Linked DNA regions of Homo sapiens: region 1 is linked to region 2. Evidence: read pairs that join two places in POLR2A ChIA-PET (ENCODE). Cell type or tissue: PC-3. All regions are shown on one strand. Each heading gives the region's core, and the rest is flanking DNA. Links, peaks and the distances in the headings are about the cores only. Region 1 has its middle 680 kb from the start of MIR924. Region 2 overlaps MIR924HG (MIR924 host gene).

What was found. Peaks named below come from ENCODE experiments on the same cell type or tissue, not always from the same donor. Only the 100,000 strongest peaks of a DNase experiment are listed, where the experiment ranks them.
Region 1: POLR2A ChIA-PET joins it to region 2 with 5 read pairs; 2 of 35 experiments call an interaction of 5 or more read pairs at or near these places.

Annotation. Positions count from the first base shown.
Region 1 is chr18:38,939,344-38,942,265 of GRCh38, forward strand. No RefSeq gene overlaps it. Among named protein-coding and RNA genes, the nearest start is that of MIR924, 680 kb to the right of the region's middle. RefSeq lists enhancers at 1,046-2,245, 1,496-1,905, 1,956-2,145. In PC-3, for the core only: no CTCF peak of the experiment used is centred there; a DNase peak (open chromatin) is centred at 1,678; H3K27ac peaks cover 1,850 bases.
Region 2 is chr18:39,219,429-39,222,350 of GRCh38, forward strand. All of the region lies in intron 3 of MIR924HG (MIR924 host gene), which reads right to left. Among named protein-coding and RNA genes, the nearest start is that of MIR924, 400 kb to the right of the region's middle. In PC-3, for the core only: no CTCF peak of the experiment used is centred there; no DNase peak of the experiment used is centred there.

The DNA of each region.
Region 1 (2,922 bases), core at 286-2,785, 280 kb before region 2:
GAAATATGAGTCAAGTCACTTAATTTTTATGTAACTAGTCTTCTCTCTAAGTTAATTTACATTTATGTTTACCATATTCTTTCAAGTACTATTTTTGAGGGGTGGTGTGTGTGTGTGTGTGTGTGTATGTGACAGGGAGAGTAGTATTCATGCTTATCCTCAGCCATTTATATTCCATCAATTCTCATTGACACCATATGTATTTCACATCATTACTTTTTTGTCTGCCTTGGTAGTTCAAAGGAATCAAATTTGTGAAAAACTCTTGTTACCTTTCCTGAAGGTTAAGATGTGAGATAATGGCAAAGATAAAATTTTAAATGCCTTCCCTACAAGAACAATAAGAGAAGAATAAACCGAGCTACTTGAAAATTTTTTTATTAGTGCATAGGGCTGGTCTGGATAGTCACCTCTGTGCCCCCATCTCTTTTCACCCATCTCTTTCTAAAAAGGTAAGGTCAGGTTTATCTGGAACTTGTCTTCTCCTTCAGACTCCATCCACAATACCACCTGGAAGAGAGCCCTGTAGAAAGCATTTATGGAAATATAGAAAATAGAGTTCAGCCCTTTCCTGGTCTGTGAAATCAAGAGACACTCAAGAGGAATTGAGATTACTGAGTTTCTGCTAATTGCTAAGGATCCTCAGGGTCAACAACCTGTCACCTTTCAATGCACAACTAACCTCCAATAAGGGTAGTGTTGAATAAATTAGTTAGGACATATGCCCAGGAGGGGAATAAGAACAGCAGAGTATCCTGTCCAGGAAGGAAGCATTTTTACCATGTTCAGCATAACCTTATAAGCGTGGTGGGAAAAGCCTTTGTTATTTGAGCCCATAAAAGTCTGTGGCCTCCTCTCTGGAAACATTACTTCCTCTACCTCTCAAATGCCAGTTTTAAAATTTTATTCCTTTGCCTACCGTGTTTCTGAAATGAACCCCCACCCCCCACCCCCAATGTTGTTGACTTTACTTCTACTTATTATTCTTTACTGACCAGGTGCCAACTCTTCTGAGAAGCCTCTGTGAACTGCTTCTCAACAGGATTAGCCACTTTATTTTTCTCACCTCCTCCCTTAATGGCATTTCCATTATTGCTGGCATTTTGCTGTAATTTAATTATTATTGTCTAGGTCTTTTGCCTCCTCTCTTCAGCATCTGCCTCTCAACATCAAACTAAGAGTTTCTTGAGGCTAAGTCTCCAATCTTTCATCTTCCCATCCTGGAAAATCTGAGCTACTGGTGTGCAGTAAAGCCAAATGTGTGCAAACAGAAGTGATGAAATTCAGAATTATTTGAATGATTTTCTTAAATCAGCAAAGAGAACAAACTTTTGCAGATGCCCTGTGTGATAAGAAGCACACTCATTCAACAAGTTTAGAACATCCATTTAATCCTGCTCTTTTCTTGCTAATATTCAAATTTCTTTAGTTGACTTGTATTTCAGGACCTTGTTGAAAAAATAACAATATTCTAGATTCTAGAGTCTAGAAAAGTAGGATCAACCTTTGACATATATCAGAATTGAGGGACTAAGTGGCTAAGTTGGCTGGACTTCCTGGGTCAACAGGGACTTCCCCAGGGGGACTTTCCCCTAAGCCAAAATGAGTCATAGCTGCAAGGTACGGGATTGAAACTTCACCCAATCAACAGGGACTTTCCCCTAAGCCAAAATGAGTCATAGCTGCAAGCGAAGGGATTAAAACTTCAACCAATGAAAGGGGACTTTCCCCTAAACCAAAATGAGTCATAGCTGCAAGCTAAGGGATTGAAATTTCAAGCAATCAAAGGGGACTTTCTTCTAAGCCAAAATGAGTCACAGCTGCAAACTAAGGCATTGAAACTTCAACCAATCATATAGGGAGTTTAAGCTCTAGCTGCAGCCTGATGTTTTTAACCAAGCAGGCCCACCAACCCACAAGCGGATAGAAAATAAGCTAATCCTACAGGACAGGAAAAGGAAAAGGGGAGGAGTCATAAGGGGACATAAGCCTAAGACACCCAAGCCAGAAACGGCAGCCATTCCGGATCCCCATGGAAGCTTTACTTTCTCTTTTGCTTTACTTTCGCTTTTGCTTTACTTCCGCTTTTGCTTTACTTTCGCTTTTGCTTTACTTTCACTTTCGCTTTAATAAATCTTGCCGCAGCACACTCTTTGGGTCTGCGCGTTTCTCTAATCGAGCTATAACATTAGCCGCTGTGGTCCAGGGCTTCATTCCTTGAAGCCCGTGAGACCATGAATCCTTCAATTGAGAAAAACCTTCAATAGGAAGACTTCTCATCTCAGAATCTTCTAGGGGAGATTGTTAAAGCTCAAGTTGTTGGGCCCAACCCTAGAGATTCTGATTCAGTAGTTTGGGGTTAGGGTCTGAGAATTTCAGGTGATGTATTCAGGTGACGCAACTGACAGTGATGCTGCCTGTCCTGGGACTGTGCGCTGAAAGCCACTGCTCTACAGTGCAATTAGCTGCAGTTTAGAGTTAGAGAAGGACATTCGAACTGTGCTTCATTTCTAGGCAGAGGCTGGAGATTTTCCTTCACAGCTCACGCTTTGGCTTGGCAATAATCTCAATCATTGTGTCATTTTGCTAGGACTCAGCAGGGGTGAGGGAGGCAAACTGCTAATATAGTGGAAAAGGGTCTGCATTTTGTTAACCTTGTGTAAGTGAAGTTCACAAAAGATTTGTCTTCTTAGGCATTCTTTTCTTGGACTTCTTCAATCAACCCCAATGCACGTGATTATAACAGAAAGGCTCCTGGTGGATCCTTTTGTAACATGTAACATCATTCTTTTAAAGCAAATAAGGGGCCATTAGACAGAGATAGTTTGTACCAGAAGCTCTTAGTTAAGCAAACTGAAACTTAACTTGGAGTCATTTCCTGTAATTGACTTACAGAAATAAAACAAAAGAACTTCAAAACAA
Region 2 (2,922 bases), core at 184-2,683:
TCTAAAGTTGAAGTGCTTGATTTCATGAGTTGTAGGAGTATTTGTCTGATCGCAATCAGGAAAGTTAGAGACACTTTTCCGAAGAAATGGCAATTGAACAGTTATGAAGATAATGACTGATGACAGAGAAAAACATTTCATGTTGGTGGTATAAGATGTGCCAACATTGAGATACAAGGGAGGTTTAGGCATGGAGCTTTAAAGGAGCAGGAGAAGACTACAGACTCCGAAACAGAAAAAGTGGGATAGATTCAACTGTTCAATAAAGCTGAAGAGGAACTCCTAAAGTTGATACCGTCATACCAGGCCTTGAAGGCCAAGTTGCAAGATGCCACATAGAGTTTAAAAACAATGAGATTAGAGTGATTTTAAACATAAAGAGAATATGATACAAATTTTCCTTTTGAAAATACGATTGTCTAGTATATGGAGAAGTCAAGGTGGAAAAGAGAAAAACACAGGTAGAACAGTAAAGTGGCTAATATAAAAGTCTTAGACCAAAAAAAAAAAAAAAAGATCTGGACAAAAGTGGTAGGTGTATGAAGAGAAATAAGGGGGATAAAAGAATATTTAATGATATGGGTATCAAACATACCTCTTTAGTGTCAGAGTTACTCCTAGTTTCAAGATTACATAAATTTGGAGAGGTAAGAAATCATATGATTTTTATCTAATTTAGTTTTAACCATATTGAGTTTAAAATGTCTTTGAAATATTTAGGAGGAGATGGCAGGTGAGAAGACTATTGGACACACATTTGGGGTTAGAGAGATATATGTCTTCACCTGAAGATATATATGTGAGTTATCTTATAATTCTTAATTATAGTTACCATATTATAAAATAACTACTAATTTCAATAGAGAAATTGACTAACTTCCTAAGACAGGCAGCCATGAGTGATAAGAGAAACAAGCAGAGGATTCAAGCTTTCAGAATTTGAAAAACTTTGTGGACTATGAGTCCCAGGCTTCCCCATTAAACTGTGGATCCAGGTCTAGGAGGGCCTAATACTGAATTAAAAGCAGAATCCAGATGACTGGATAAAAGGTGCATGAGAATTTGAATAACTATAATAGTTTTTCTTGTAACTAAAGTTGTTTATATTCCCTATATATTTGTCTGTATAGATTGAAACTTTGAAATTTAACTCTTGACTTTATCTGACAATCAAGATAATCACAGATCATGTGTTAATTTTATACTTTTTTGTCTATAAATAAAGCTGGTAAATATATTATTAACAATGTTGCTCAATGTCCCTTATAGAAAAACTCCTATAACAAATATTTCTCATAGCTTTTTCTTTTTTGCACTTAATCCTGAATGTTTCTGATAAGGAAACTCACCTTTCTTTCTAATAGTCAGGTCATTCTTTCCCTCAAACTAAACTTCTCATATTGTTTTTAAAATGTAAACTTCATTTCTTTAGCTTCCTGCATCTCTGCTTACTTTGTCCATGTTTGTATTTATTTCCATCAGATATCTAGGCTCTCAACCACCACAGTATCTTTGCGCCTTCAAACCAACTTAATTATGTAAGTCTTTCTTTTCTGTCCTTTTTCTGGATTCTATCACTTGCCTGTATCCTCTCCCATCATTGCCATTGGGCACTCCAGCAGCTCAGATCTTCCCATTCTCATTATTCTTTTTCAAAGGTGGGTTCTTTTTCAACATCCAGGGGTTCAGAGATAGACCCAACATTGTAAAGATAAACTTGTGATCCGTCTGTGAACTAAACAGAGTGGTTGTCCAAAGCTTTGTGGGAAAATGGAAAAGTAGACCGCAATAAATATTCTCATTCTTCAGTTTTCTTATAGTTCAGGTTGAGTATAGGGTATTGTTTAGTCCAATATTCCTCTTTTCCAACTTGAAAATAAGCAACCGTCTTTATGAAAGGTACTATAATTAAGATAATGAAGGAGAGGTAGGAAATGTCACTGCTGTCTAATAGAAGTCCATCCTCTCCTTCTTGTCACACTTCTAAATGTTCTAGTCCATCCCTTCTCATTTGCTCTTTCTCTTCTTACCTTTCCTATAAATCAAAACTATGATAATACCAATATATTTGTCTAGATTTTTATTCAAATTGTCATAATGTCAGTATATTTGTATTAACCTTATTTGTTGCTTTGAACACTTGCATAAACTCAACATAGCACATGTGTGTGTCTCTACCCCTTTCGAAGATTTAAACATCTTCATTCAAATCTCCCTTGACATCTAGTACTAGGAAAGGCTGATAATTGATCCATAAAACCATTGTTAAATAATTATGTTAGAGTAAAAATGACTTCTGCTCTAACATTTCAATACATATCTGCACGTATTGAATATGGGAGAAATACATAACTTTTAGTTTGGATATGATATAGCTTAATGCTTAGCAATTCAATACAGTAAAAAATTATCCCAAAACACATGCATTTCACAATGTAAAGGAAGGAGGAAGCCTAGATTATAGTTGGCTGTAATATAGGATGGAACAGAGTTTGCCTTGGGGAAGTGGTATGACTGTTCACTGAAAGGTTTCTACCTTTCACTGGAGAACTTGTTAAAGTTCCTGATGGGAGTGGAAATGTTTTAGGCGTAAGCAAATACAAAGGCACAGAGAATAAAAAGTATGTGCTGTGTCCAAAAGCCTATGAGTAGCAGGAGATTAAAAACGGGCTGCTAAGGACAAGAGAATGAGGTTAAAAAGCTAGCTAGGCACCAGCATGGAGAGCATATAATGCCACCTAAGTAGAGTGACCCTTACACTGAGGTGTCTGGAATGGCTAATGCCTATTGTCATTAATAGCTACCTCCAGTCTCTCAAAAGTGTGTGGCTTAACTAGCAGATTAGGTCATTATTCTGTACATATAGAACTGTGACATGGTAGTATAGATCAATGCTTTCCACAGCACATCCTACAGAATAAA